2 separate regions of the Homo sapiens genome follow, and region 1 is linked to region 2. A link is an interaction called in ENCODE POLR2A ChIA-PET data of the cell type or tissue named here. Cell type or tissue: Panc1. All regions are shown on one strand. Links, peaks and the distances in the headings refer to the core of each region. The heading gives the core; the rest is flanking DNA. Region 1 holds the start of LOC105376517 (a long non-coding RNA gene). Region 2 overlaps IFITM3-AS1 (IFITM3 antisense RNA 1).

The links. ChIA-PET counts read pairs that join two places held together with the same protein. Peaks named below come from ENCODE experiments on the same cell type or tissue, not always from the same donor. Only the 100,000 strongest peaks of a DNase experiment are listed, where the experiment ranks them.
Region 1: POLR2A ChIA-PET joins it to region 2 with 7 read pairs; 1 of 35 experiments calls an interaction of 5 or more read pairs at or near these places.

Annotation. Positions count from the first base shown.
Region 1 is chr11:1,765,625-1,780,832 of GRCh38, reverse strand. It overlaps LOC105376517 (a long non-coding RNA gene), which reads left to right and starts at 2,253. Exons shown (of 4, transcript XR_002957212.2): 1 at 2,253-2,308; 2 at 3,659-3,902; 3 at 8,811-9,247; 4 at 9,333-9,467. It overlaps LOC124902610 (a long non-coding RNA gene), which reads right to left and starts at 2,110. Exons shown (of 3, transcript XR_007062550.1): 1 at 1,927-2,110. In Panc1, for the core only: no CTCF peak of the experiment used is centred there; no DNase peak of the experiment used is centred there; H3K27ac peaks cover 2,434 bases.
Region 2 is chr11:330,024-345,231 of GRCh38, reverse strand. It overlaps IFITM3-AS1 (IFITM3 antisense RNA 1), which reads right to left. Exons shown (of 5, transcript XR_007062540.1): 3 at 13,890-15,208; 4 at 13,203-13,364; 5 at 11,543-12,529. Among named protein-coding and RNA genes, the nearest start is that of IFITM3, 17 kb to the right of the region's middle. RefSeq lists enhancers at 10,796-11,349, 11,350-11,903, 13,986-14,085. In Panc1, for the core only: no CTCF peak of the experiment used is centred there; no DNase peak of the experiment used is centred there; H3K27ac peaks cover 1,170 bases.

The DNA of each region.
Region 1 (15,208 bases), core at 12,614-15,113, 1.4 Mb before region 2:
AGGGGCATCAGAGTGCGGACGAGCTCCCCGGTCGCTTCTGGGAGCCCTTCCTGTGCTTGGCCCCAGGACTCCACACACATCCTCCTTTCCCCGATGGCTGCTCTGTCTCCAGCTTTGTCCCCTCCCCAGCTTTTCCTTGCCACCTCTGTGTCCACCCTGACCCCTTGTGATTTCCTGCTGACCCCGGAAATCCTCCAGGCTGGAAATCCTCTTGGGCTAAGGGGTCCCACGCGCATCTCAGCCAGGGCGCTCCTTCCATCCTCAGACCTGCGTCCGGCTGCCCGTCGGCCATGCGCTGGGGTCCTAGCAGCAAGTCGCCCCTGGCAGTTCTGACCATCCCCTTCAGACAGGCTCTTCCTCACCCTCCCCCGATCACCACCACCTCCGCCCATCCAGCCCACCAGCAAAATCTGCCACCTCACCCTGCCTTGTCAGCCACCACACCCCACCCAGCCACCCCATATTCTTTCTCTGCGTCTCCCGCGCCCCATCACACCCTTCTCTCAACGAGTGCCAGTGGCCCCGACAACCTGCTGAGGTTGTCCTCACCCTCCTGTTCTCAGCCCTGCAGACTCCCCATGGGACACTCAAGGCGCAGCCTGCAGGGTGCAGCTCCCTCCTCTGTGCGCTCCGGCACCTGCCCGCCTGTACCCCTGGCCTGGGGCATTTGTGCCCGCCGGGCAGGAGGCTGGCTTCCTCCCTGCCTCCGCATCCTTACCCGGACCCCAGGCATCCCCAGAAGTGGTCCCGCCCTTCCCCTTTGCTGCTCTTCCAGTCACCACCCCTGTGTTTGGTACTACGTCCCCCATGTCTCCCACCCCCTACTATTCGCTCCTGGAGGGCAGGGATTTCTGTCTGTCCTGTTCATCACAGCATCCACATCACATCTGGCCACAGAACGTGCAGCACAAACCCTTGGCAAACAGCAGCGAAGGCCCGGGCAGGTGAGGGCCTGCACTCTGCAGACAGGACCCTGCTGGGTGCTCTCGGTGGAGACTTTGGGAGCACGGTACAGAGCCACGAGCAGGGCTGCCTCCTGCCTGGCAGTGGTCCTCCCAAGAGGACCCAGCCTAGGCGCACAAGGAGCAGGGGGAGCCACGGACCCCGAGAACCCCCTTTCCGTCTGCCCAGCTTGCACTCTCCCGTGTTAGGTGTCGCCCAGAGAGGGGCGCAGTCCCTGCAAACTCAGTGGGGTGAGCGAGTGAGGGGCTATAGCATGTCCCACGTGGGACCCAGAGAGAGCAGCCTGCTTGCCAACACTCCCAGCACCACCCACCTGATGGCCTGTGAACAGACTCAGATGCCCTCACCGTGGCATTCAAGGCTCTTCCAGCCTCCCTCGACCTTCCTGTCCAGCCTCCAGGGCTGCAGCTCACCTCCACCTGTACACCCTCGGTCTGGCCAAGCCAGCAGGATGGCGTGCTGGCCTCCCTGCCCCTGCTTGTGTTGGGGGCCCCTGCCCGGGCACTCTTCCCCTGGGGCCCTGCCTTCCCCAGCAGGCTCCCCACCCTCTGGCTGGCCTCCTCTTGGAAGTCATCTTCCCTGCCTTGAATGAGCTCCCTAGCCTGGTTGCCAGGCTTCTCCCACGACCTGTGTGTCCTCCATGGCCCAAGGGGCAAAGAGTCCTGGGCTTCCTTGTGTGGCTGCCAAGCGGTCCAGAGCCAACAGAGAGAGGCAGGTTACACCGGGAACACCTGCCACTGTGCCCCCACCCTGCCTATGAGGATGGAAGTCACCATCCCATTTTACAGATTGGAGACTAAGGGATGAAGAGGGGATGGAGAAGGGGATGGAGAGGGGCAGGTAACATGGGGAACACCAGCCACCATGCTCCCGCCCTGCCCATGAGGATGGACACTACCATCCCATTTTACAGATTGGAGACTAAGGCTCAGACAGGTGAGTAACCCACGTGAAGCCACACACCTGGGGTCCTCTGTCTGTCACAGAGCAGTGCTTCCTGCTAGCATGATGCAGAGAGGTGTGTGGTATAATGCCGGGTAACTCGAGGGACGAGGGCTCTGCATCCGCAGCACTCACTGTGAGGCTTGGGGTCCCTCCAGGACTGGAAGTGGAGGCCTCAGCATCTGCCTCTGGGCAGGGCCCTGCCCCCAGCTCAGCACCCCCATGCAGGCTGGAAGAATCAGGGCATTGTTCACAGGACAGAGGGGCCACCTGTCCCCACCCACCACTCCCTGCCCTTATGAGTCACTGCTCCAAAGAGAGGGGGTGTCACAGCCCCAGACCCGTTTGTCCAGCTGCCTGGGAGAGGCAGGGTACCACAGAGGAGCTGGCATCCCGAGAAAGGGTGAGTGTTGACTGCCACCACCGTCCCACCCTGGGGAACAGGCCTTTTGGCTGTGGGTGGGAGGTAGGCGAGGGCTGCAGGAGGGTGATAAGGCCTTTTCCTCGAGTGGGACCAGATCAGCCCACAGCAGAACAGGTTCTCCCAGAAGAGAAGGGAGAGCACATGCCCAGGCTCCATGGACTTCCGGTTCTCCCCTCCCTTCGCACCCCCACAATGAGGTCACGACGGGGTCAGTGTGGCCCTACCCTGGTGGCTGCACCAAGACATGGGGCAAGGATGTGGTGGCCCTTCCCGCTCCCTGTGGCTCTGCTGCAAGGACTTCTTGGGGTGGACTGAGGAGGCTTGGAGGCCAGATGGCCTGGGCCCCTTCTGGGTGGGGAAGTCAGGGCCCCTTTAGAATGGCTGGCCCAGTGTGAGGCTAGAGGGTGGTCACTGGCCACGTCTGGGGGTGGAGGTGAGTGCAGATGTTTGGACAGTGCCTGAGGCCCCTGGGGCCAGGGGAGGGCCCCTTGCTCCAACACCCTCCAGCTACTGAGGCACAAGTCATGCCTCTGTTCTGTGGGACATTCAGATGTCCCAAGAGCCCCTAGGGGAAAGCCACAGGCATTGCCCAACTCTTCCTGACACTCACAAGCCCAACATCAGAAACAAGCATCTCAGGCCAACCCAGCCTGTCTGAACTGGGGCAGAACCATCAACCACCAGGACCGCCCTAGCTAAACCAAGCAGCCCATTCCACCCAACCCAACACCAGAGGCCCCATCCCCACCACATCACCCTGATGGCTCCATCCCCCCAACTCAGCCCCCATGATCCAATCCCACCCAGCTCAGTCCCTGATGGCCCCATCTCACCCAACTCAGCCCCAATGGCCCCATCCCACCAGCTCAGATCCCATGATCCAATGCCACCCAGCTCAGCCCTCAATGATCCCATCCCACCAGCTCAGCCCCTGATGGCCCCATCCCACCAGCTCAGCCTCCCGTGGTCCCATCCCACCAGCTCAGCCTTCCATGGTCCCATCCCACCAGCACAGCCCCCTGTGGTGTCATCCCACCAGCTCAGCCCCCGATGGCCCCCTCCCAACAGCTCAGCCCCTGATGGCCCCCTCCCAACAGCTCAGCCCCCTGTGGTCCCATCCTACCTAACTCAGCCCTGATGGTCCCATCCTACCAGCTCAGCCCTGATCACTCATCCCACCCAGCCCAGCCCCAGCTCCTCAGCTCAGCCTTTCTCAGTGTATCCCTCTCCACCGCAAGCTTCAACACTCCAGTTCTGGAGCAGGGGGCTTCAGGATTCAGGCCCCTCCCCTTGCCCTTACTCCTCTGGCTTGCCCTTGTTTTCACACAGATGCCACCACCAGCTGGTCCCTTCCAGAGCTCTGTCTGAACTCCACCAGCCTTGCTTCTGGCCTCATCCTGCAGACCCAGGGGACACCTCCACTTGCAAGTTCAGTCCATGGGCACTGCACACTCTCTCGGCCCCAAGTTGAACCCCTTTTCCTCACCCAACATCCTCCATTTCAACAAATGGCAGCGTTGTGGGTAAAATAACACCTCCTTCAGAGACATTGACATCCTCATCCCTGACTTCGGTAAGATGTGGCCTTAGCAGGTCAAGGGGACCTTGACGATGTGACTCAACAGATCTTGAGATGGGAGGCTATCCTAGATTATTGGGGTGGGCCTCAGGTCATCACAGGGGTCCTTTGGAGGGAAAGGCAGGGGAGGAGGCAGAGAAGGCGATGAGAAGATGGAAGCAGGTTAGAGTGCTGGCTTTGAAGATGTGGGTAGGGCCCAGCCAAGGCCCAGCCAAGGCAACCTCTAGAAACGGGCAAGGCCAAGGAACAGGTTCACCCCTGGAGCCTCCAGAAGGAACCAGCCCTGCTGACACCTCGATTTCAGCCCAGCGACACTGAGTCTGGACTTCCGGCCTCCAGAATCGTGAGAGAATGACTATGTGTCGTTTTAGCCACCCACTGTGTGGGCAGCTCTGCTCCTATGGGACTCGCGCTGGAACCTGTCTGCCATCCTTATTTCTAGGAGAACCAGAGGGGAAGAAGTAAACGCTGCCGTCCCCCTCTCCATCCACCTCTCCATCCACCTCTCCATTCCCTCTCCATCCACCTCTCCATTCCCTCTCCATCCACCTCTCCATTCCCTCTCCATCCACCTCTCCATTCCCTCTCCATCCATCCACCTCTGCATCCCCCTCTCCATCCCCTCTCCATCCCCTCTCCATCTCCTCTCCATCCCCCTCTCCATCCCCTCTCCATCCCCTCTCCATCTCCTCTCCATCCCCCTCTCCATCCCCTCTCCATCCCCTCTCCATCTCCTCTCCATCCCCCTCTCCATCCCCTCTCCATCTCCTCTCCATCCCCCTCTCCATCCCCTCTCCATCCCCTCTCCATCTCCTCTCCATCCCCTCTCCATCCCCTCTCCATCCCCTCTCCATCCCCTCTCCATCTCCTCTCCATCCCCCTCTCCATCCCCTCTCCATCCCCTCTCCATCTCCTCTCCATCCCCTCTCCATCCCCTCTCCATCCCCTCTCCATCCCCTCTCCATCCCCCTCTCCATCCCCTCTCCATCTCCTCTCCATCCCCTCTCCATCCCCTCTCCATCCCCTCTCCATCTCCTCTCCATCCCCTCTCCATCCCCTCTCTATCCCCCTCTCCATCCCCTCTCCATCCCCTCTCCATCCCCTCTCCATCCCCCTCTCCATCCCCTCTCCATCCCCTCTCCATCCCCTCTCCATCCCCTCTCCATCCCCCCTCCATCCCCTCTCCATCCCCCTCTCCATCCCCTCTCCATCTCCTCTCCATCCCCTCTCCATCCCCCTCTCCATCCCCTCTCCATCTCCTCTCCATCCCCTCTCCATCTCCTCTCCATCCCCTCTCCATCCCCTCTCCATCTCCTCTCCATCCCCTCTCCATCCCCTCTCCATCCCCTCTCTATCCCCCTCTCCATCTCCTCTCCATCCCCTCTCCATCCCCTCTCCATCTCCTCTCCATCCCCTCTCCATCCCCTCTCCATCCCCTCTCCATCCCCTCTCCATCCCCCTCTCCATCCCCTCTCCATCTCCTCTCCATCCCCTCTCCATCTCCTCTCCATCCCCTCTCCATCCCCTCTCCATCTCCTCTCCATCCCCTCTCCATCCCCTCTCCATCCCCTCTCTATCCCCCTCTCCATCTCCTCTCCATCCCCCCTCCATCCCCTCTCCTTAGTATCTGTCGTCTGCCCTCTGTCCCATTCTTAATGCCGCTCTCTTAGTTCATCCCCTCGAACCCAGAGGACCCGGAGCCCCTGGCCACGCTGCAGGTGAATGACCACCCTACGCTCAGGCCAATCACTTCTCTGTCCTCTGTCCTTTCCTAGTCGACCATTGCTTGGGCTCAACCCTCACCTGCCCTCCCTCCAAAGCCTGCAGACCAGATGCTTCAGCCGCCCCCCTGCCGGAGGCCCTCCCCTTCACACCCCTGGCTAGGCCAGCACCGTGGGCCTGTCCGGCATGGCTGCCCGGCTTTCAAACCCCTGCAGGGCAGGACCCTCCCCTTGGGGATGCCTTCCCTGAGCCCATCTGTACTGGTCATGGTCCTCCAAAGAGACAGAACCAATGGGGTGTGATAGGTATATATGCGGAGAGAGAGGGATTTATTGTTTAAAGTTGGCCTGTGTAATTATGGAGGCAGCAAGTCTAAAACCTCAGGGCAGGTTGGAGACCCAGGGAAGAGTTGATGCCTCATTGTGAGTCCCGAGTCTGTCGCTGGCAGAATTCCTTCCTCCTCAGGGATCTCAGTCTTCTTTCTGTTAAGGCCTTCAGCTGATTGGCTGAGGCCCACCATACACTGGCACATCATCGGCTTTACTCAAAGTCTACGGATTTAAATGGGAATGAGAATCACCTCTGAAAAACACCTTCACGGAAACATCTAGACTAGCGTTTGCAAATATCTGGATACTGTGGCCCAGCCAAGTTGACACAGAACATTTCACCATAAGCATTTGCACGGGTAGTCCATGTACATTCGCATCCCTTCCTGGGCGCCGGGCTTGTCTCCCCAGTAAGCCAGGGCAGGGAAGCTCCCTCCCTGGGCCTCCCTGCAGCCTGGCTAAGCCACTCCTGTGCCAGATGCATCCCCTGGCTGGCGGGCCCCCATCACCCCTTTGACCTCACCTCATCACATCCTTTCCCACCTTCCTAGCCATGGAGGCCTCTCGGTCCCTCCAGCTCATTCCATTCTCAGGCTGGCTCCTGTCCGTCATTGAGGAAGGCCTTCAGTCATCCCTATAGACACCCCAACCTCCTCACTGTCTCTGAGGCAGCCCGGCCCCAGCTGTTCCCCTCAGCACACACCACAGTCTGGAACTACATCTCTTATTGGTTGAGCACTTGCTTTGGCTCCTATTTGCCCCATGAAGGCAGGTCTGCATCTGTCTTGTTTGTCCCCAGTGTGCAGCAGCCGCCGGCATCCCAGAGGTGCCGTGGATTTTGTTAAAATATGAAGGAAGAGTCCCCAACCAAGCTTGGGGGACAGTGAGCTGCGTATTCAGTTATTCCAGCTGCAGAGCCCAGTGGGCTCTGTGGCCGCCTGCCACGGTGCACCCATACCTGTGGGCTCCTGGGGTCTCCCGAGGCCTCCATGTGCCTGCCAGGCCCTCCCAGGGAAGCCATGATGGAGGAAGGCCATGGCTCAGGGCTCAGTCCTTGGAGCTGAAGCCCCTAATCCAGAGGGTTTGTGGGCCACTGGGACCCTGGTCTTTTCATCAGTGCCCTGAGACTGCAGCCCTCAGAGACTGCTGAACCCTAAAGCTTTTGGGTTTTTTCCTATTACACATTTGTGATCCTGGAAGGTCAGGTGCCCGAACAGGGTGTATGCAGAGGGTGGGGAGCAGGAGGTTAGCTTAAAAGGTCATCCAGTTCAACCCCAACTGATGACTGGCATCCGGCTCTCCTCCACAGCACCCAGGCCTGTCCAGCCCTGGGGGATGCCCAGAAACGCACACCCCGGCAGCCAGTGCAGAACTGGGCCCCACAGTAAGCTCAGGACTCGGGGGTGCTCATTTCTGGAGGCAGGTAGAGGTTGAGGCTCCTGGAAGAGGACACAGCAGAGGCCTCCAGCAACTGTGAGCCCTGCATGCCACTCCTCTTCCTTGCACAGAGAGACAGACTGAAGGTCAGGGGCAGCGGCCAGGGTGGGTGAGCTGGATAACCTCAGGGTGGAGGACTGGGGGGATGCTAAAGGCACAGTGCACCTTCAGCCAAGCTGGGTCCCTTCCCAGCAGGACACCCAGAGATGCCATGTCCTGGACCTGGAGGGAAGCCAGACAGCTGTGCCTGGGCACCCCCCTCCCCCTCCCCCTCCCCCACCTGTGCCCAGCACCCCTTTCCCCTCCCTGACCTGTGCCTGGGCGCCCCTCCCCCTCCCCCACCTGTGCCTGGACACCCTCTCCCCCAAACCTCGCCTGTGCCTGGGCACCACCTTCCCCTCCCCGACCCGTGCCTGGGCACTCCCTTCCCTTCCCCCACCTGTGCCCAGCATCCCTTCCCCTCCCCCACCTGTGCCTGGGCAGCCCCTCCCCCTGCCCTAACTGTGCCAGCCATTCACAGCCTCCACCTTTCCCCCCACCAGCCCCAGTCCTGTCCAAAGTCAGCTGACAAAAAGCTAATTCCCTCCCTGGCCTCCTCAACTGCTCTTGCAGAACTAAAGCTGCCTGTGGCTGGAGCCCCAGGGTGCCGCAGCCCCCTTTCTCTTGAGGGTCATGGTGGCCCCAGCTCTGAGAGTGCAGTGACTCAGCCCTAAGAGGAGGGAGGGGCAGGACTGGAGCAGGGGTGACTCAGCATCTCAGCCGCTCCCTCTCCTACCTCCTGGGGTTGGCGGGGGACTTGGGGAAGAAACCACTTCCCTGCTCCACACCCAGCGCCTGACCCCATCCAGGGAATCTGACCTTCAAGCCGTCCCTTAAGCCGTAGGGCTGCAGAAGGACCCCTTGCCCCCTTCCTTCCCCCGCCGAGGAACAGAAGTTATACACATACACGCACCCACACACACACACACACACACACACACACTGCCACCATGATCAACATCTTGCATTTGTGCAGCACATTTGTTATAAGTGATGATCACTGATGCAAGGATGCATTACTGTTAACTAACGTTCATAGTTTACAGCAGGGTTCGCTCTTTGAGTTGTACATCCTGTGGGTTTTGACAAATGCATAATGTCCTGTTCTACCATTACAGTATCATACACGGCAGTCTTGCTGCCCTAAAAATGTTCTGTGCTTCACCTATTCATCTGCCCTCCCCAAACCCTGGCAACCACTGATCCTTTCACTGTCTCCATAATTTTTCCTTTTCTAGAATGTCATAGAGATGGAATCAGACAGTATGTAGCCTTTACTGGTTGGCTTCTTTCACTTACGTTCCTCTATGGATTTTCATGGCTTGTAGCTTTTTTTTTTTTTTTTTTTAACACTGGGTCTCTCTCTGTTGCCCAGGCTGCAGCTCAGTGGTGCAATCTCAGCTCATTGCAACTTCCACCTCCCAGGATGAAGCAATCCTCCCACCTCAGCCTCTCCAGTAGCTGAGACTTCAAGCTCCCTCCAGCAGCCGAGCTGATTTTTGTATTTTTTTATAGAGATGGGGTTTCACCATGTTGCCCAGGCTGGTGTCAAATCCCTGGGCTCAAGTAATCTGCCCACCTCGACCTCCCAAAGTGCTGGGATTGCCTGCGTGAGCCCCATCCCCGGCCTGCTCATTTCCTTCTAGTGCTGAAGAATATTCCGATGTCTGGATAGACCACAGTTTGTCTGTCCACTCACCTCTAGGCAGACATCTTGGTTGCTTCCAGTTTTTAGTGACGGTGAATAAAACTGCTCTAAACATTCGTGTGCAGGTGTTGGTGTGAACATAAGTTTTCAACTCATTTATCGAGGTAAATATCGAGGCGGGCAGTTGCTGGATGGTATGATGAAAGTACATTTAAGCCTTGTAACAAACTGCCAAACTGTCTCCCAAAGTGGCTGCACCGTTTTGCAGTTCCGCCAGCAACGCATGAGACTTCCTGTTGCCGCACGCCCACCCCGGCATTTGGCGTTGTCAGTGTTTTGGATTTTGGCCATTCTTACAGGTATGTGGTGGTGTCTCACTGTTGTTTTAACCTGCAATTCCCTAACGACGTACGATGTTGAGCATCTTTTCGTGCGCTTATTTGCCAGCTGCATTTTTTCCTTGGTGAGGCGTCTGAGCAGACGATTTGCTCACTTTTTAAATTGGGTTATTTTCTTTTGTTAAGCTTTGAGAGTTCTTTGCCTATTTTGGATACAAGTCTTGTATCAAATATGTGTTTTGCAAATCTTTTCTCCCAGCGTGTGGCTTTTCTTTCCATTCTCTTTGGCAAGATCATGAAGGTGGCCCTCTTTGCCTTTTTCCTCCCTAAAGGATTTACCATTTACATCACATCCCTAACTGATCTAAAATTGAATGTTGTGTATGGTATGAGGGAGGGATCGAGACCCTTCCATTCCATTGCCTGAAAAGATCAGCCTTTCCTCCACTGCATTTCCATGTCACCTTGACACTGTATACCTGAGATTCCTCCTTCCTGTCCACCCATCTATCTTTGTGTCAATACCACACTGTCTTGATGATTGAATATGACAGTCATTCTCTCTTAAACTTCACCACCACCACATCACTAAAACAGGTCTTGTCAAGGTCAAATTGTGAAACGTTGTGGTGAATGCTCATCTTCCACAGGCCATCAGCAGAGCCACTCAACACAGCAGCCACTCCCTCCTTGAACCACTTTCTTCGGCCGGCTCTACGGGCCCCACCCTCCTGGCCTCTCCTGTCTCCAGATGGTTCCTCACCTCCTTTGCTGGTGCCTGCTCAATCCTCTAACCTCTTCTTCTTCTTCCTTTTTTTTTTTTTGAGATGGAGTCTTGCTCTGTTGCCCGGTGTGCTGTGGCACAATCTCAGCTCACTGCAACCTCCACCTCCCAGGCTCAAGCGATTCTCCTGCCTCAGCATCTCGAGTAGGTGGGATTACAGGCATCTGCCACCACACCCAGCTATTTTTGTACTTTTAGTAGAGACAGGGTTTCACCATGTTGGCCAGGCTGGGCACGAACTCCTGACCTCAAGTGATCTGCCCGCCTTGGCCTCCAAAAGTGCTGGGATTACAGGCGTAAGCCACCGCACCCAGCCTCAATCCGCTAACCTCTTAAAGTTGGGAGACCCCTGGGCTCAGTCCCTAGACCTCTTCTATTCTCTAGCTACACTCAGCCTGGTGCCATCCAATCTTATCACCACAACACATGGCACTGATGACTATCTCATGTCCGTCTCAGCCCCGACCTCTCCCTGGACTCACAACTCAAATCACTGCTGCCATGCAGCAGAATCACCTGGTTGCCCCACATGCTTTGTCTCAATCTGAAGCATCCAAAACTGAGCTCCTGGCCTTCCTCCCCAAGACTCTTACTCCTGCATCTGTTCCCATCTCAGCCAATAAAAGGCCATCCTTCTAGGGTTTTGGGTAGGCCGTGGAATGTCAGTATTGGCCCCTCCATCACACACCGTCAGTCCAATCTGTAACCGCCCAAGGGGTTCACCTTGCCTGCTGCCTGGACAGAGCCCATTCATCAAGACAGGGGAATTGCAATAGATTAATTCACGCAGAGCCAGCTGTGCAGGAGAGTGGAGTTTTATTATTACTCAAATCAGTCTCCCCAAGCATTCATGGAGCAGAGTTGTTGTTGTTTTTATTTATTTATTTATTTATTTATTTATTTATTTATTTCTATTATACTTTAAGTTCTAGGGTACAGGTGCACAACGTGCAGGTTTGTTACATATGTATACATGTGCCACATTGGTGTGCTGCGGAGCAGAGTTCTTAAGGACAACTTGGCGGTACGGGGAAGCCAGTGAGGCAGGAGTGCTGATTGGCCAGGGATGAAATCACAGAGGGTTGGAGCTGTCTTCTTGCGGTGAGTCAGTTCCTGGATGGGGGCCACAAGATCAGATGAGCCAGTTTATTGATCTGGGTGGTGCCAGCTGATCCGTCAAGTGCAAGGTCTGCAAAATATCTTAGGCGCTGATCTTAGGAGCAGTTGAGAGAGGGTCAGAATCTTGTAGCCTCCAGCTGCATGACTCCTAAACCATAATTTCTAACCCTGTGGCTAATGTTAGTCCTACAAAGGCCATCTAGTCCCCAGGCAAGAAGGAGTTCTGCTTGGGGAAAGGGCTGTTAACATCTTTGTTTAAACTATAAACTAAATTCCTCTCAAAGACAGTTCAGCCGACACCCAGGAATGAACAAGGATGGCTTGAGATTAGAAGCAAGATGGAGTTGATTCAGTTAGAGCTCTTCCGCTATCTCAGCCATAATTTTGCAAAGGTGGTTTCGAATAATCCACCTGGAAATTCTCTGGCCCTACCTCAAAAGTGCATCCAGAGTCTCACCCCTTCTCACTGCCTCTCTCTGACCTCGGACTGCTTCCTTTCCTCCCCACCTCCAGGCCGGCTCCCTTTGCCTCATGGCCTCTGCTCTCCTGTTCTCATGTCAGCGGCTCCTGACCAGGCCTTTGGTTTATTACCTCCTTCAAGTCTGATTAGAGCGCCTGGCGGGGTGGCTGACGCCTGTAATCCCAGCACTTTGGGAGGCCAAGGTGGGCGGATCACCTGAGGTCAGGAGTTCAAGATCAGCCTGGCCAACATGGCAAAACCCCATCTCTACTTAAAATACAAAAATTAGCCAGGCGTGGTGGTGGGCAACTGTAATCCCAGCTACTCCGGATGCTGAGGCTGGAAAACCGATTGAACCTGGGAGGGAGAGGTTGCAGTGAGTGGAGATCACGCCACTGCACTCCAGCCAGGGCAACAGAATGAAATTCCACCTCAAAAAAAAAAGGTCGATTAGAAGAGGCTTCTCTTCCCGCAGGGCCCTCCCCTGCCCCTCTCTGTGCCCTGCAGCAGCCTCCTCTTTGGTACGTTCCACTCCCCAAGCCCTGCGTGGGCGTCCCACCCACCCCCCAGCTTCATTTTAATCTCTGCCCCTCCACACACCTCCCCACCCCCACCCCTGTCTATATATGAACGGCACTGGGTGGGAATTTCCCTATTGTTTTCTCGATTTCCTAGAGCAGCGTCTACTCGTGGTAGGTGCCCGACACTCACATGTTGAGTGAATGAGCAGATTCTCAAGGCTCCCAAGGGACTGACCCATCCAGGCAGACCCTTTCCAGTCTGGGATTCAGCACTCCCCATGGAGAGGCAGGGTTGGGCTGACAGCCTCCAGCCCTTGCTTGCCCCTGTTAGGTGTCAGCATGCAGCGGGCACCCAGCAGGTCCGACTCCCTTCTCTGCCCCTTTCCTCTCGGGCACTTTGCCATCCTCTGATTCCCTGACTCTCCACACAGCCAGGAGGGAGCCGGAGAAGCCACGACCCCCGTCCTGTGGCTGGCTTCCCAGAGAGAAGCTTGGGGCCCCTCCGTGGTGGGAAGCTCAGTGGGCTGCGATGGCAAAGGCTGAGATGGAGCCTGGGCCTGGCCCCCACCTCCTGCCTCCTCTCCCCAGGTGGGCCGAGCACCCCACAGATGGAGCCCATGTCCCTGCATGCGGTCAGCCGAAGGGTGTGAAAGGTGAAAAAGGGCCCTGTCCCCTGCACTCTGCCAGAGGCGGGGCCTGGACACGCTGCAGCACCCACTGGCCCAGGAGCCCTGAAGGCAGCCCTGGTGGGAAGAGGGTCTCCTGAATCGGCCTGGCAGGTGCAGGAGTCTGGGGAATCTGAGCCAGACAAGGAGGCCAGGGGTCGCTTCTGTACCCTCAGCTCCTAGCAGGGGCAGGCAAGGGCTCCAGAGACCGTTAGCCCAACCTCAACTCTCCAGGGACAGAGGTGAGGCCCAGATTGAGAGGGTCTGCCCGGGTGAGCCAGAGGCAAGGGGATTAGAAGCCACTCCCTTGACCTTCACCCAATATGCCAGCAGGGTCCCACCCTGCCTGGTGGGTCAGTCCCTCGGGGACCCTGAACACCCAGGCATTCATCCCACACATAATTACTGGGCACCTACCACGTGCCGGGCTCTGCTCCAGGAGCTGGGAAGCTGAGCGGGCCCAGGCAGAATGCCCCCTCTGTAATAAACAGAATAACAGATGGTATCTGCGGTGGGGTGGGGCCTCTTCACCCTTGGGGCCCCGAGAGGGTCCTTGCTCAACAGTGCCCCGTTGTCTCAGGGGATGGTCCAAGGCTCTTAGCCTGGCTAGCACCGGCCCACACACCCCACAGCTCGCTGCCACGTTGTGCTTCTGGCCCCACTGGCCATCCGCACTACCCACTGGCTCGCAGCCTCACCGGCTCACCGGGACCTCTGGGTGGAGTGTCGGCCACGCTCTGTGGGCATGCGTCCTCACAGGTGCGTATCTCAGTATCCTGGACACCAAATGCTTCGTCCACCACTGGACCTGGGGACCGAGCAGGGTGGCTCAGGGGACACTAGCTGGGACCATCTTTCACCCCTTGCTGGAGTCCAGTCCCCCAGGGTCGGCTGACATCTCCAAGATCCCAGCCCACTGGAAAGCACGTGATAACCCCAGGTGCCAGGTCCAGGCTGGCCGTGGGCCCCCAACAGCTGGGCGGATTCTGAGGGCAAGGTGTGGACCCCCAGCAGCTGGGCAGATTCTGAGGGCAAGGGTGTCTGTCTGCTCGGGCTTCTGTGTTCAGGCTTAGAACCCCCTCAGATGAAGGGCTCTAAATGGGCGGGAAGGTGGGGCTGAGGGGGCAGCCACTCATTTGTGGCCATCAGGCAGATCCAGCTTCGGGGAGGTTCCGCAAGGGCCAAGGTCCTGATATATTTGGTTACAGAAAAGGTGGGAATTCCAATCCCGCCCGCCGAGAACCACAGAACCTCACTGCCTCTGTAAAGCGGGGTTGGGCCCATCTACCTCGCAGGGAGCTGGGAGGAGAAAACGCACCCTGGGTGAGAGCATGGGGAAGCATCCTTCATTTGGGTCCAAGCTCAGATGCCACCTTCTTGGAGGGACCTTCCTGCGGAGGTCGCTGTTGAGCACATCCCCTGGCTCCATTTCCTGTGTGACTTGGACCTGCCTTAAATGATTTGTCCCAATATCCCTTTCCTACTTACAGCGACCGCACCTCCCGCCTGGCTGTGTGCTCCAGAGCATCTGGGGAATGACCGGGCCCTCCCCTCCAACAGGCCTAATTCAGTCCCCCATGCCAGGCAGGACCAGGGCACACGAGAATGGTGAAGTCCTGGGGCAACTGTCACCATGGCCTCTGCAGGCTCAGTGTCGGGAGACCCAGTTTCTGACCTGGATACACTGCTCACCTTTGAGGTCGGGGCCTAGAGGGACGGTGCCACGTTGGAGACAGGCCTCCAGGGACAGTGCCACGTTGAAGACGGGGTTCCAGGGACGGTGCCACGTTAGAGATGGGGTTCCAGGGACAGTGCCACGTTGAAGACGGGGTTCCAGGGACGGTGCCACGTTGGAGATGGGGTTCCAGGGATGGTGCCACATTGGAGATGGGCAAGTCTGGGCTAAGGGAGGAGGGCCCAGGGTGGCCAGGGCAGGGCCCAGTGAGGTGCTGCTCTGAGGAGGTGGAGAGTGGGCGCTTGGGCAGGGGACACTTGGAGAGTAAGGATGAGGTCCATCTGGGTACCCTGGGTATAGGGAGTGTTGTTGAAAAAAAGCCAAACACTATAAAATATTTGAAGATATTTATTCTGAGCAAATGTGAGGACTATGACCTGTGAAACCACCTCAGCAGGTCCTGAGAATATGTGAGCAAGGTGGCTGGGTAACAGCTTGGCTTTATACTTTTTTTTAAAATTTTCAGGTCTTTTCTGTAGAGACAGGGTCTCACCATGTTGCCC
Region 2 (15,208 bases), core at 7,049-9,548:
CATTTTCATGTACCACAGTGAAACTGAAGAGTATCAAAGAAAAAGTTCCAGAAAGAGAAAGTTCCAGAAAGAAAAAATAGGTCTCCTACAATGAAACAGGAATTAGATTGATACCCGATTTCTCAGAAAATTATGTTGAAATAATTAATTGGGAGGCCATTAGATTGAGGACGCTCCCAGTGCCCTGAGTTCTTAGATAAGGTAACTGAAACCCAACTCAGCATGAATGGCTGGATCCTAACATGACTTCAAACTAGACACAATCATTAGATACCATGAAAACGCAGCTTCAAACTAAGGACTTTGAAGCTACTGCTTTAATTTAACCAATCAATTTTTTGTTTATTTGTTTGTTTGTTTGTTTGAGACAGAGTCTTGCTCTGTCACCCAGGCTGGAGTGCAGTGGCACGATCTTGGCTCACTGCAACCTCTGCCTCCCGGGTTCACGCCATTCTCCTGCCTCAGCCTCCTGAGTAGCTGGGACTACAGGCGCCCACCACCACACCCGGCTATTTTTTTTGTGTGTGTGTTTTTTGTAGAGACGGGGTTTCACTGTGTTAGCCAGGATGGTCTCGATCTCCTGACCTCGTGATCCGCCCGCCTCGACCTCCCAAAGTGCTGGGATTACAGGCATGAGCCCCCGCGCCGGGCCCAATTTTTTTTTATAAATTTTGCTTCCATGTGTACCTTGTAAATGTTTTCCGGGAGCCCTGAATGACTTGCAGTTTGGAGCTGCCCAATTCATGAATTGCTGTTTGCTAAAATAGACCCTAAAATTTTTTAATGTGTCTGTTTATCTTTTTAGCAGTTCAGGTGTCAGAAGGGAGACCTGGAAGAGTCTCCTCCTGGCCATAAAGACACCTGGCAGCAATGAAGAATCTGGTGTGGACGCCTGTGGAGCCTCTGTACTCACTGCTTTCTTGCTGCTGATGTGGAATCCCCACCAGTAGATCCCTCCTGGATGCTGTTGCAGGAAATCGGGAAGCTGGAGAGATGGAACGGGGTGAAGGAGAGTTTATTTAAGGTGTACACCGGCTCAGCAGACATGCGTCCTGAAAGTCTGAGCACCAGACAAAGAAGGCAGTTGCCTTTTTTTTTTTTTTTGAGACGGAGTCTCACTCTGTTGCCCAGGCTGGAGTGCAGTGGTGCGATCTTGGCTCACTGCAAGCCCTGCCTCCCGGGTTCACGCCATTCTCGTGCCTCAGCCTCCCGAGTAGCTGGGACTACAGGCGCCTGCCACCACGCCCAGCTAATTTTTTTGTATTTTTAGTAGAGACAGGGTTTCACTGTGTTAGCCAGGATGTTCTCGATCTCCTGACCTGGTGATCTGCCCGTCTTGGCCTCCCAAAGTGCTGGGATTACAGGCGTCAGCCACCGTGCCTGGCCTAATTTTTCTACTTCATGCAAGTTCCACAACTTTCATCCTAAGATCTCCAACTTTATTTGAGCATTAAAGAAAAAAAAAAATTCCAGGGCCAAGCACAGTGGCTCATGCCTGTAATCCCAGCACTTTGGGAGGCTGAGGTGGGCAGATCACGAGGTCAGGAGTTCAAGACCAGCCTGGCCAAGATGGTGAAACCCTGTCTCTACTAAAACTACAAAAATTAGCCAGGTGTGGTGGCAGGTGCCTGTAATCCCAGCTGCTCGGGAGGCTGAAGCAGGAGAATCGCTTGAACTCGGGGGGCGGAGGTTGCAGTGAGCCGAGATCGTGCCATTGCACTCCAGCCTGGGCGACAGAGTGATACTCAGTCTCAAAAAAAAAAAAAAAAATCCAGACTAGATCTAGCGTCAAACTGGATCTATCAGAAACTGAACTGGGCCTAGTAGGCATCTTCACATAGGTAAGGGTTTGGGAAGACAGAATAATGAGTTTATCTGAATCCACAGAGTCTGAGATTCCTCCACCTGAGAACCAGTACTTGTCTAGAGAAACTGGTGAACTTTACCAAAGACACCTTAGAATTAAGTGGTGGCCGCAGTGGGTAAGTGATGACCTAGACAAAGCTGTTCATCTGTGGTATCCACTGCAAAAGATGGGATCCAAAGCAACTAAGAGAAAATGGAATGCATTTTTTAATTCACATGTTGTTTTTGACACAGAGTCTCACTCTGTCACCCAGGCTGGAGTGCAGTAGTGTGATCTCGGCTCACTGCAACCTCCACCTCCTGGGTTCAAGTGATTCTCCTGCCTCAGCCTCCTGAGTAGCTGGGACTACAGGCATGCACCACCAAGCCCAGCTAATTTTTTGTATTTTTAGTAGAGATGGGTTTTCGCCATGTTGCCGGGCTGGTCTCGAACTCCTGAGCTCAAGTGATCCATCTGCCTCAGCCTCCCAAAGTGCTGGGATTACAGGCGAGAACCTCCATGCCCAGATGATTTTTTGATTGGCATGCACAGGCTGCTAAAAGACTAAATGAATCCCAAGTTGTCTCTCTAAAAGACTCCATAGAAAAAGGCAAATAGAAAACCAAAGCAGTTAATTGACAATGAAAAAGGGCATGTCTACTGACTCAGCACAGATGAGCCCTTCTCTCTTTCTCTCCATCTTGCTCTGCCAGATTGCTCTGAACTACTCACTTTTTTGCTCAGTAACTTTTATACCCCAGAGGCAAAAAGAAAGTTAGCCAAACTTTCATCGTGTTAGGCCTTTAGATCAACCAGGCCTTCCTTCTTTAACCACATTGACATCTTGATTAAAATCTGAGCTCAGAACAATAGTGAAAGGTTTCCCTGTCCCAGAAATTTGCTGATGATGTAGAATTATATCCTGGCCTATTCATGCTAACTCCAGGCATGGAAAATGCTTGCCAGTTCATCAGTAGGCGCCACCCTGAACTCAGTGATGGAGTTAAAAAGCATAAACTGGGCTGAGAAGCCTCTGATCTAGCCAACGTAGGCCCCAAATGTGCTACTCTGGCATAAAGATTATTTTGATCCAATTCTTTTGAGACCCTTTGTAAGAAAAATTTAATTCTATAAAGGAGATAGAAGTGGTGGCTCATGCCTATAATGCCAGCACTTTGGGAGGCTGAGGGAGGAGGGTTGCTTGAGCCCAGGAGTTCAAGACCAGCCTGGGTGACATAGTAAGAGTCGGTGTATTAGTCCCTTCTCTCATTGCTGTAAAGAACTATCTGAGTCTGGGTAATTTATACAGAAAAGAGGTTTAGGCTGGGTGTGGTGGCTCATGCCTTAATCACAGCACTTTGGGAGGCTGAGGCAGGTTGAGGTCAGGAGTTTGAGACCAGCCTGGCCAACATGGTGAAACCCCATCTCTACTAAAAATACAAAAATTAGCCAGGTATGGTGGCGTGCACCTGTAATCCCAGCTACTCAGCTGGCTAAGGCAGGACAATTGCTTCAGTCTGGGAGGTGGACGTTGTAGTGAGCTGAGATCGCGCCACTGCACTCCAGCCTGGGTGACACAGCAAGACTGTGTCTCAAAAAAAAAAAAGGCAAAAGAAAAGAGGACACATGGCTGGGGAGGCCTCAGGAAAGTTACAATCATGGCAGAAGGTGAAGAGGAAGGGGGCACGTCTTGCATGGCTGGAGCAGGAGGAAGAGACAGAAGGGGGAGGTGCCACACACTTTTAAACAACCAGATCTCATGAGAACTCACTATCCTGAGAACAGCAAGGGGTAAGTCTGCCCCCATGATCCAATCACCTCCCACCAGGCTCCTCCTCCAACACTGAGGATTACAATTTGACATGAGATTTGGGTGGGGACACAAATCCAAACCCTCTCACCCCATCTTTACAAAGAAATTTAACCAACAGTTTGAGGTTGCAGTGAGCTATGATCGCACCACTGCACTCCAGCCGGGTTGTAAAATAAGACTCTGTCTCAAAACAAAACAAAACAAAACAAAGTAAACAACAAAAAAAAAGAATGGAGAAAGCATTGATTTAAATCTACATCACAAAACTTACCTTTACTTAGCGTGCATTTCTGACCCCCATCTTGGCTTAATTAGCGCTTTGCTTGCTTTCTCTCTCTTTTTTCTTTTCTTTTCTTTCCTTTCCTTTTCCTTCCTTCCTTTCTTTCTCATTCCTTCCTTCTTCCCTTCCCTTTCCTTCCTTTCTTCCTTCCCTCCTTCCTCCTCTTTCCTTTTCCTTCCTTCCTTTTCTTTTTCTTTCTTTCTTTTTTCTTTCTTTCCTTCCTTCCTTCTTTCCTTGTTCTTGCTTTTTTCTTTCTTCTTTCCTTCCCTTCCCTTCCCTTCCCTCCCTTCCTTCCTTCTTTCTTTCCTTGTTCTTGCTTGCTTGCTTTTTTCTTTCTTTCCTTTCCTTCCCTTCCCTTCCCATCCCTTCCCCTTCCTTCCTTCCTTCCTTCTTTCTCCTTCTCTTTTTTTCTCTTCCTTTCTTTCTTTTCTCTTTCTCTTTCTTTTTTTCATTTCTTTCTTTTTTTCTCTTCTTCAAATGAAGATATTTAAGGCTGAAGTCTAAGTTCTGTGCCTTTGAGATGTAAATTTTCTACTCTGCTCAAACACCTGAGGGTTATCTCTTTGATATGCAAATTTTGGGAAGCCATCTTATGAGAAAAGAAAAAAAAAGAGCTATATGGAAATTGGGCAAATGAAAAACCTTAAGTCTTTCCCGCAAATATTAATAAAAGCTTTAATCATCTGGCAAGTAATTTTGACTTGTTCCATGTGCCAGAAACAAGATTTGAAGCCTATTGTTCTTGTATTAAACAGTGTGTTTTGTATTACTGTGCTTGGCATGTGGCTAAGATTTTAGAATGAAGCTGTAACACTCTAGTGTCTGAAGAGTGTGAAAAAAAAAAAGAAAGCTATATGATCTGCTTCTGTCTGTATGTTTATGTATGTCTATGTATACATGTACACGTGACATTTTCCTACTCTAGATTGCGTTGCCAAAATTAATTTATAAAAAAGTGGTATTTAATTGGCTTAAAGAAAAATATGAGCTTATATAAGTTGAGTTATCCTTAAACTCTTAGAAATATAGAAACTAACCCAAATGTTTTTTAAATTTCATGTCATCTGAGATTATAGTTGGTAAATAAATGCTATTTAAACTTTTCTGGTTTAATGAAATATTTAGAGTTGTCAGCATTAAATAAAACGCAGACACACAACTTTGGTTTTACCTAGGTTTATTAGGCAAAAACTTATGTTATCTCTGTTACAAGAGTTGCCACCAAGAAAAGCAATTTGATGATGTCTAGCCTTGTCTGCTGTTATGAAACATCTACTTAAAAGCAGCTTGCCGATTCTCTTTGGTAGCTTGCACTGTTAGAGTCAAGTTAAATTAAATGATGGTTATTCATCGACTATCTAGAAAGATATTTTTTAAACCTTATTTTTTTTGAATAACATAAAATACTGAAACTTTGATTGCTAAACATAAGCTTGTCTACTTTTGGCTTCTTATTATAGAAGTACTAAACATACTTGTCTCTGCCAGCAAACACATCCTGTGCCATATTGAAAAATTGTATGATAAAGAAACACACACTTCTAGAAATTATGACATGGTATATTCACAGATTTGCCAATCTGCAGAATGTTGGTATGTATGCAAAAAGTTGACAAGTGTTTACTTGCTAGTTTTCACTAGAAACCAAGGTTAATAGCTGGTGTGGTGGCTCATGCTTGTAATCCCAACACTTTGGGAGGCTGAGGTGGGAGGATCACTTGAGCCAAGAGTTCCAGACCAGCCCATCTCTACCAAAAATAAAAATTAGCTGGGCTGGGTGTGGTAGCTCACGCCTGTAATCATAGCACTTTGGGAGGCTGAGGTGGGTGGATCACGAGGTCAAGAGATTGAGACCATCCTGGCCAACATGGTGAAACCCCATCTCTACTAAAAATACAAAAATTAGCTGAGCATGGTGGTGGACACCTGTAGTCCCAGCTACTCGGGAGGCTGAGGCAGGGGAATCACTTGAACCCGGGAGGCGGAGGTTGCAGTGAGCCAAGATCGCGCCACTGCACTCCAGCCTGGGTGACAGAGTGAGACTCCTCTCAAAAAAAAAAAAAAAAAAAAAAAGCTGGGCATGGTGGCACATGCCTGTGGTCCCAGCAACTTGGGAGACTAAGGTGGGAAGATCACTTGAGCTTGGGAGGTTGAGGCTGCAGTGAGCTGTGATAGCACCACTGCACTCCAGTCTGGGCAACAGAAGAAGGCCCTGACTCAAAAAAAAAAAAAAAAAAAAAAAAGATAAGAAAAGCTTTTAAAGTTACTAAGTGTTTAGAATTCTAATTATATGGTAATTAAAATTACGAGAAATAATAAGGGAAGCAGCTCTGTATGCAGAATATACAAACAAAGGAAGGCGAATTTTGGGTAAGGAAAGTTATAAGAGGCTGGTTGTGGTGGCTCAAGCCTGTCATCCCAGCACTTTGGGAGGCTGAGGGGGGCGGATCACCTGAGGTCAGGAGTTCGAGACCAGCCTGGCCAACATGGTGAAAGCCCATCCCTACTACAAATACAAAAATTAGCCGAATGTGGTGGTGCACGCCTGTAATCCCAGCTACTTGGGAGGCTGAGGGGGAAGAATTGCTTGAACCCGGGAGGTGGAAGTTGCAGTGAGCAGAGATTGCAAGACTCAGTCTCAAAAAACAAAAAAAAATTATAAGGTATGAAGGTGTGCTTTTTTTTTTTTTTTTGAGACAGAGTCTTGCTCTGTCGCCCAGGCTGGAGTGCAGTGGCACAATCTCTGCTCACTGCAAGCTCTAAGTCCAATTAAACTCTTTCTTTTGTAAATTGCTCAGTCTTTATTGGCAGCATGAAAATGGACTAATACAGTATTGCAGGAAAAGTCTGATGGAATGGCATGGCTTTCTAGGCTCAAGAGGTTTTCAAAGTCAAATCTGAAATTCTGTATTAAAAGTTCTAGTCGGGAGCAGTGGCTGACGCCTGTAATCCCAGCACTTTGGGAGGCCGAGACGGGCGGATCATCTGAGGTCAGGAGTTTGAGAACAGACTGGCCAACATGGCAAAACCCCGTCTCTACTAAAAATCCAAAAAAATTAGCCGGGCATGGTAGGTCATGCCTGTAGTCCCAGCTACTCGGGAGGCTGAGGCAGGAGAATCACTTGAACCCAGGAGGCAGAGATTGCAGTGAGCCAAGATCGCACCACTGCATTCCAGCCTGGGCGATAGAGCAAGACTCCATCTCGAAAAAGAAATTAAAAAGACTTCTAAGGCTGGGCAACATGGCCAGACTCTTTCTACCAAAAAAAAAAAAAAATATATATATATATATATATATTAGCTAGGTGTGGTGATGCATGTTTGTGGTCCCAGCCACTTGGGAGGCCGAGGTGGGAGGATTGCTTGAACCCAGGTCAAGGCTGCTGTGAGCCATGATCATGCCGCTGCACTCCAGCCTGGGCAGCCGAGTAACACCCTGTCCCCTCACCCCCACCCCTCAAAATAGTTCTAGTGCCAGGTGTGATGGCTCATGCCTGCAATCCCAGCACTTTGGGAGACCGAGGTGGGAGGATTGCTTGAGGCCTGGAGTTTGAAACTCACCTGGTCAACATAGCAAAAACCCCTCTCTAAAAAAGAAAAAATTAGCAGGGTATCCCTGTAGTACCAGCTACTCAAAAGGGTGAGGTGGGAGAATCGCCTGAGCCCAGGAGTTTGAGGCTGCAGTGAGCTATGATTATGCTACTGCACTCTAGCCTGGGTGACAGAGTGAAACCTTATCTCAAAAAGAGAAAGAGTTGTAGACTTTTAAAAACCCGACATGGCCGGGTACGGTGGCTCACGCCTGTAATCCCAGCACTTTGGGAGGCTGAGGCGGGTGGATCACGGGGTCAGGAGATCGAGACCATCCTGGCTAACACGGTGAAACCCCTTCTCTACTAAAAATACAAAAAATTAGCCGGGCACGGTGGCGGGCGCCTGTAGTCCCAGCCACTCAGGAGGCTGAGGCAGGAGAATGGTGGGAACTCGGGAGGCGGAGCTTGCAGTGAGCCAAGATCACGCCACTGCACTCCAGCTTGGGCGACAGAGCGAGACTCTGCCTCAAAAAAAAAATTTTTTTTTCATGATTTTATGTTTATATTTTAACACAAATAGGAAGATTATAGGGTGATACTTTACAGAATTGAAGGAAAAAATCTAGAATTTTATATGCAGCCAAATTGTTATTCAAATCTAAGAGCATAATAAAGATATTTCCAGAAAGCCTCAGAATGTGTCTCTCCCTCACATCTGCATTGAAAACATTCTTGAAGAAGGAAGTCAAAAAAGAAAAAAATACCAAAAACAAAAAACAGAAATCCAGGAAATGCTGCAGGCCACAGGAGAAGTCTGGGGACCAAATGTGTTTGTGAAATCTGTTATTAGGAACAAACCACTGCCAATAAAAAGGTAGATACAAAGGGCAAAGATGAAGGAAAATATGGTTGTACAAAGCCTGAAGATCTGGGTAATGCCATCAGGAAGGGAGTGAGAGATCAAAGGGATATGGGAAGGTTTGCCAAAGGGTGCGTGGTACCAGGAGCTCCAGGTATGCTAAGTCCAGGAAGTGAATGGGGCGAATGAACAGTGTGGGTCTTAAGACCCCCCATCACAAGAGCGCACTAGGCCACACCGTGTGCCCACCACTGTAGGGGAGAAGATACAACGTTGTTCTTTCCCTCCTAGGTTCTTAGTTGAGACAGTCTCCTGAAAATAAAAGTGAGATTAACATGAGAAAAGTCAACAGCAGTTTATTGATGCCTGCTGTACCTGTCTCACGGGAGAGGCCTCAGGTTAAAAGTATTTCTCTCTCTCTGCAATGGCTTAGGAGCCTTACTTAAATAGTATTTTAACATGAGCCATAAATCCTATGGGAACAAGACAAAGGCAGGAAAATGTGGGGAGGAACCTTTACGGGAAGAGCAACATCTCCTCCTGGAATCTCTCTGTCTCTGAGCTGATATACAAGTGTCTTCAGGTGCGAAAGGCAGAGAGGAGGCCAGGAAGCCCTTAGTCTTTGTAACTTGCTGTCCTGCCATCAGGCAAGCAGAGAGAGGGACAGAGCATCGCCCTGTGTTTTAACTTTCGTCCTCTCAACAACCCGCAGTATTTTAGGGTGTTTTGGTTTGTTTCATCACGTGCAACAAGTCTTGGCACTGTGGGAGCAGAAAGGCTGTGAGACCTTTCTTCACCCGTCACAGGGTCACAGCGACACTCTTCAACAACACACAGCTAACAAGAGGAAAGCAGAGCACATTTATTGCGTCCAAGTTGTGTGTGACACAGAAGACCCAGAGACCCAGGGAAGCTCTTTATGCTCAGATTAGATGAAGAATGTGCAGCTGTGCAGAAACGGGAACAAGCCAGCGGGAAGGCTGAGGGGGGAGCCTTCTCAGCCTCCCCTGCAAAGCCCCTTCCTCCCTCCCACGCATGGGGGCAGGACCTCTTGGAAGGAAGGCCTCCAAGGGAAAGGGACAGAGTGACCTTCCAGGTTTTCGGCCTGCTTTGGGGGAGAGGAGTTCTATTTTCTGTGGGGAAAAGGAATTCTGGTTTCTGTGATTCACACTGGGGAGAAAATGGGGCAGGAAATAGGAGGGAAGGAGAAGGTCAGAGAGGCTTTTGCTTCTGAGGGGCCCTTAGTGCCTCCATAGCCAAGTACTCAACATGCCAAAGGGCCGTATTTGAAGATCACATTTGGAGCCCTAACAACAAAAAGGAGGGACTCAACAAGTTTTGTGGTGCCAGGCATGGCGGGAGGAGAGCCTGAGGCCAGGAGTTTGAGACCAGCCTAGGCAACAGCAAAACTCCATCTTAAGAAAAAAATGTGTATATGTGTGTGTGTGTGTATTTGTTGAATGAATGAATAAATATAAATTTTTAGAAAAGTTATGCCGAGCGCGGTGTCTCACGCCTGTAATCCCAGCACTTTGGGAGGCCGAGGCGGGCGGATCACGAGGTCAGGAGATCGAGACCATCCTGGCTGACACGGTGAAACCCTGACTACTGAAAATACCGAAAATTAGCCGGGCGTGGTGGCGGGCGCCTGTAGTCCCAGCTACTCAGGAGGCTGAGGCAGGAGAATGGCGTGAACCCGGGAGGCGGAGGTTGCAGTGAGCCAAAATCGCGCCACTGCACTCCCGCCTGGGCCACAGAGCGAGACTCCATCTCAAAAAAAAAAAGAAAAGTTATAAAAGAAAAAATCTCTCATGATAATCACCAAAAGAAAAAAACCCCAAAAGTAGGGCAAATAGAAAATATAAAAACTATGGCAGAAATGTCCTTGTAGAAGAATTATTATAATAAATATGAATTAAAAGACAGATTTAATAAGAGATACATTTTAAGAAAAGACCCAGAAATATGGAAAAGTTCTCTGAAACTGAACTTGGGTGATTCCCGGTGCCTGACGGAATCAGCAGGCAATCCTCCCCTGATGGAGATAACACCCCAGGCCTGGAAGTCGCTCCGTGTCCAACAATGAAGCATAAACAGGCACCGTGGAGAGAGAAGACAGTGAGGGCGAGGGACAAGCGGAGCCACAGGCAGCAAAAACTCCGGGTGCTGGAATTCCCAGACAATAAAGCAGCGGTGCGCGCTATGCTTTTGGAAACAAAAGGTAAACTTGAAGATTTTTTCAAGGAATGGGAAATGGATACGGTGATACAGTAAGAAAAACCGGCTTGGCCTTCGTTCCCGGTTCTGCAGAGCCCCTAACATCCTTGTGATTCCGAGGCGATGAGGAGTAAAGATAGAGCTCCTCTCAACCACACCTGCGTTTACGCTGTGAGAGGCCTTTGGAAAGGGGCTCTGGTTGCCAGGCGATTTGAGGGCTGGAACTGCCGGCCCCACCCTCAGCCTGTGGGGAGGGGAGAGGGACTGGATTGAGTCAGTCCTTAGGGGAATGATTTAAGCAATCGTCCCTACATAATGAGGCCTCCATAGAAAACCCTAATCAGCAGACGTCCAAGAACTTAGATGTTGGAAGCTCTAACTCATCGTGTTTGGGTTTAGCCAACACTCGATTAGGTTTGGTTTAACCCACACGTGGGTGTTGAAATCCTGACAAAAAGCAAGAATGTGTTCACCACAGAAGTCCGGAGTGGTGGTCTTTGGGATGGGAGGGGTGGTTGTCAGGCCTCTGAGCCCAAGCTAAGCCACCGTATCCCCTGTGACCTGCACGTATATACGCCCAGATGGCCTGAAGCAAGTGAAGAATCACAAAAGAAGTGAAAATGGCCTGTTCCTGCCTTAACTGATGACATTATCTTGTGAAATTCCTTCTCTTGGCTCATGCTGGCTGGAAAAGCTCCCCCACTGAGCACCTTGTGACCCCCACCCCTGCCCGCCAGAGAACAACCCCCTTTGACTGTAATTTTCCTTTACCCACCCAAATCCTATAAAACGGCCCCACCCCTATCTCCCTTCGCTGGCTCTGTTTTTGGACTCAGCCCGCCTGCGCCCAGGTGATTAAAAAGCTTTATTGCTGACACAAAGCCTGTTTGGTGGTCTCTTCACATGGACGGACGCGAGTGAAAGTCGTGACTGGGCAGGGACAGGCAGGCATCTTCTCGGGGATGGGTAATGCACCATTTTTTGACTAGGGTGATAGTTTTTTACTTTCGTATTTTATACATTTTGCTGTAAATTTATTAAATTTCACAATAGGGAAACGTTAAAAATATATGCACCCATCAACACAGACTTTAAATACACCAGGCAACCACAAATAGAAATGCTGGGAGAAGTGGGTTCAGCAGTCATCATATTTCTGAAGTCACCAAAATTCTGCCAGGAAAAGGTCTGGAGCACCTGTGAGGCCAAGGCTAAGATCTCCAGTGAGGGTGAGACTAAGCTGAGGACCTGCAGATGACTGCTGCAATGGCCATCTGCATCAGCCAGGACAGGCTGTGTTAGGCTGCGTAACAAATGGCCCCACGTAATTACGTCCTGTGCACGCTCCACTCCCACTAAGGAGGACTCTGCTCCCCACCCTCATGCAGAGGCCCAGGCGAGGTCACACCTCGACATGCGTCTCCGTGGTCACTGAGGCGAAAGGAAGGAACTCCACAGGAAGACACAACCCTGCCATCTGCCCAGAGGACAGCTGAAGGTGTCTGATGAACAGCACTAATGCGCACCACATCCAGACACCTGCGAGGTACTCAGAAGACTGCCCTTCCTGCAGGCAAAATACACCTGCTTCCTCAAGGGCAACCCGGTGTCCTCCAGCTACATGAAGGTCAAAAGTACACAAGTTGCCGCATCCAGCCTAGCTGTGTCTCCTCCCAAGCTGGAGGGCCCTGAATTAAAAAGATGAAGAGTTTTCTGCCCACGCCCCCAGTATTCAACCAAGGAGCAGGGACAGGGGCTTCGACGGTTTGGAAGGGAAGAAGGCAGATCCCAGCAGTCATGCTCTGCAGCAACTCCAAAGTCCCAGGGGTGGCTGGGTGAGGACGCTGACGCCGGGGAGCAACTTCCGGGAAGAGATGAGGGCTGTGCTTGGTGGAGGGGACACTTCCCATCCCCACGGTCCTCCGTGGCCGCACAGGGTGGGTGCTGGAGAGTTGAGTGGCTTCCTCAGCTCCTTTCTTGCCTATAGAGACATGGGGGGCCCAAGGGCTACTTTGAGTCTCAAGTTGTCATGATCTCTTTGGATCCAGCCTGTGTTTTTAGGACAGTGCAACTCTTTCAAATCTTTGATCAACTTTTTTTTCTTTTTCTTTTTCTTTTTTTGAGGCAGGTGTCATGCGAGTCCATGTGAAGAGACCATCAAACAGGCTTTGTGTGAGCAATAAAGCTTTTTTTTGTTTTGGAGACGGAGTCTGGCTCAGTCACCCAGGCTGGAGTGCAGTGGCACGATCTCGGCTCACTGCAAGCTCTGCCTCCCGGGTTCACGCCATTCTCCTGCCTCAGCCTCCCGAGTAGCTGCGACTACAGGCGCCCGCCACCACACCCGGCTAATTTTTTGTATTTTTAGTAGAGACGGGGTTTCACCGTGTTAGTCAGGATGGTCTCCATCTCCTGACCTCGTGATCCGCCTGTCTCGGCCTCCCAATGTGCTGGGATTACAGGCGTGAGCCACCGCACCTGGCCAGCAATAAAGCTTTTTAATCACCTGGGTGCAGGTGGTCAGCAAAGGGAGATGGGGTGGAGCCATTTTATAGGATCTGGGTGGGTAGCAGAAAATTGCAGTCAAAGAGGTTTGTTCTCTGGCGGGCAGGGGCAGGGGTCACAGGGTGCTGGGTGGGGGAACTTCTGAGACTCACTGTCCAGGAGAAGGAATTTCATGAGGCAATGTCGTCAGTTAAGGCAGGAACTGGCCATTTTCACTTCTCTTGTGGTTCTTCAGTTGCCTCAGGCCATCTGGATGTACACGTCCAGGCTTGGGCTCGGAGGCCTGACAGCAGGGTCTGGCTCTGTCACCCAGGCTGGAGTGCAGCGACGTGACCAATCAACACTCAGTGCAGCCTCGACCTCCTGGGCTCGAGCGATCCTCCCACCTCGGTCTCCCGAGTGGGTGGGACCACAGGCATGCACCACCACCACTGGCTATTTTTTCATACTTTTTGTAGAGACAGGGTCTCACCATGTTGCCCAGGCTGGTCGTGAACTCCTGGGCTCAAGTGATCCGCCCGCCTCAACTTCCCAAAGTGCTGAGATTACAGGCGTGAGCCACAGCACCCGGCGTAAATCAGCTTTTTAAACTTCAGTCTGATTTAGTCAGGTCCCTGTTCCAGAGTCACACCTGCTCGTCCTCCCTGCTCTTGGCTTTGCTGCATTTCCTTCCTTGGCCGTCCTCAGCCCCCACTGCCCCCTCCCCCTAGAATCTCTCTGCACAAAACGTGGCATCAGGTCAGGCTTGAGACCATGAATCACTCCCTTAGTCTCTTTTTCTTGGAGCATTTGGTGCAATAAAAGGGCTTTCCTGGGCCATTCCCTTGGCCGGACCCTACCTGGAGATTTGTCAGCGGTGGGTGCGGTGGCCTGCTCTTGATTCCATCCTAGCCGCAACCGCTGAGATCGACATTCGAGGGTCTCTGCAGTCTTCCCTTCTGCTGGTCAGGATGGAAAGGCAGTTGCCTCTTTTAACCCACAAAGTACCCCCCGGGTTTTCTCGGTTTCCTTTCGCACCTGCTCACCCACCGGCCAGTTCTCTCCTGAGCTCATGATGCCAAAACCCACATCCGGCCGCAGACAGCACCCGCAGAACATTCGCTGCCCGGCCTCAGAGTCCAGGGCTCACATTTATTAGGTTCTTGCTCCGCCTTCCAAACACCCCACCACGTCCTCCCTGCTCCGCCTGGCCCGGGCAGCACTGCCCCGAGTCAGCCAGGATGAGCCAGGCTGTGCGGTGGTAACGAACGGCCCGACCCTCAGCCGCTGACTCCCTCCAGTGTGGGCCTGTGGCAGGTGTGGGGTCTGCGCCTCGTCCTCGCCCAGCCGCCCAGGTTGGGGAGCCCCCAGCGTGTGCTGCCAGGCCTCCGAGGTGGGAACGGGAGGTGGAGTCACGCCTGATCTCTTGGCACCACCTCTCATGCCCACAACATCTCACTGGCCACCTCAAGTGACAAGCTCATGCCAAGCTGCAAAGGGGTGGGAAAGAAAGATTCCAGCAAGAAAGCTGGAGGCTTGGGGAACAGCACTGATGGGCCTCCCCGTGCACCTCGGGCGCCTTGAGGCACTGCACGTGCTGTGGGGTGTGTGCCTGTGAAGAGGGCAGGGCCGCACTTGGGAGGGAGAGAAGGGGAGTCGCTGCCCCGGGGAACAGCAGCTGCATTAGAGCAAGAAGGTCAGGGCACCCCCATGGGGCTGTTCGACCGGAAGCTCGAGGAAGGGGCTTTTCACCCTCGTTCTGACCCAGAGCTTCTCTGAATCTGTCCTGACCGTCTGCAGGCATTGGTGAAGCTGGCCCAGCAGCTCCTGGAAGGCACCCTCTAGCTGCAACTCCAAAGGGGCTTTTCGGCTGCAGCTCCCACCACGGCTGCTGAAGAAAGGGCTTGGGAAGGAAGGCGCTGTGGCCATCCTGAGATGCAACCTCATTCTCCACTCTGAGCCTGCAGAAAGACAGGGCGCCCACTTACAGAGACAATTTCAGATTGCTTTTGTGGAAGATGAATGCTCAGATGCTCTTTATTTCTCTGTGAATTAAAACCCTAATTTAAACATTAGCTGGGCATGCTAATGTGTGTGTTACTTGGGAGTTCCAGCTACTCGGGAGGCTGAGACAGGAGGATTGCTTGAGCCCAGGAGGTGGAGTCTGCAGTGATCTGTG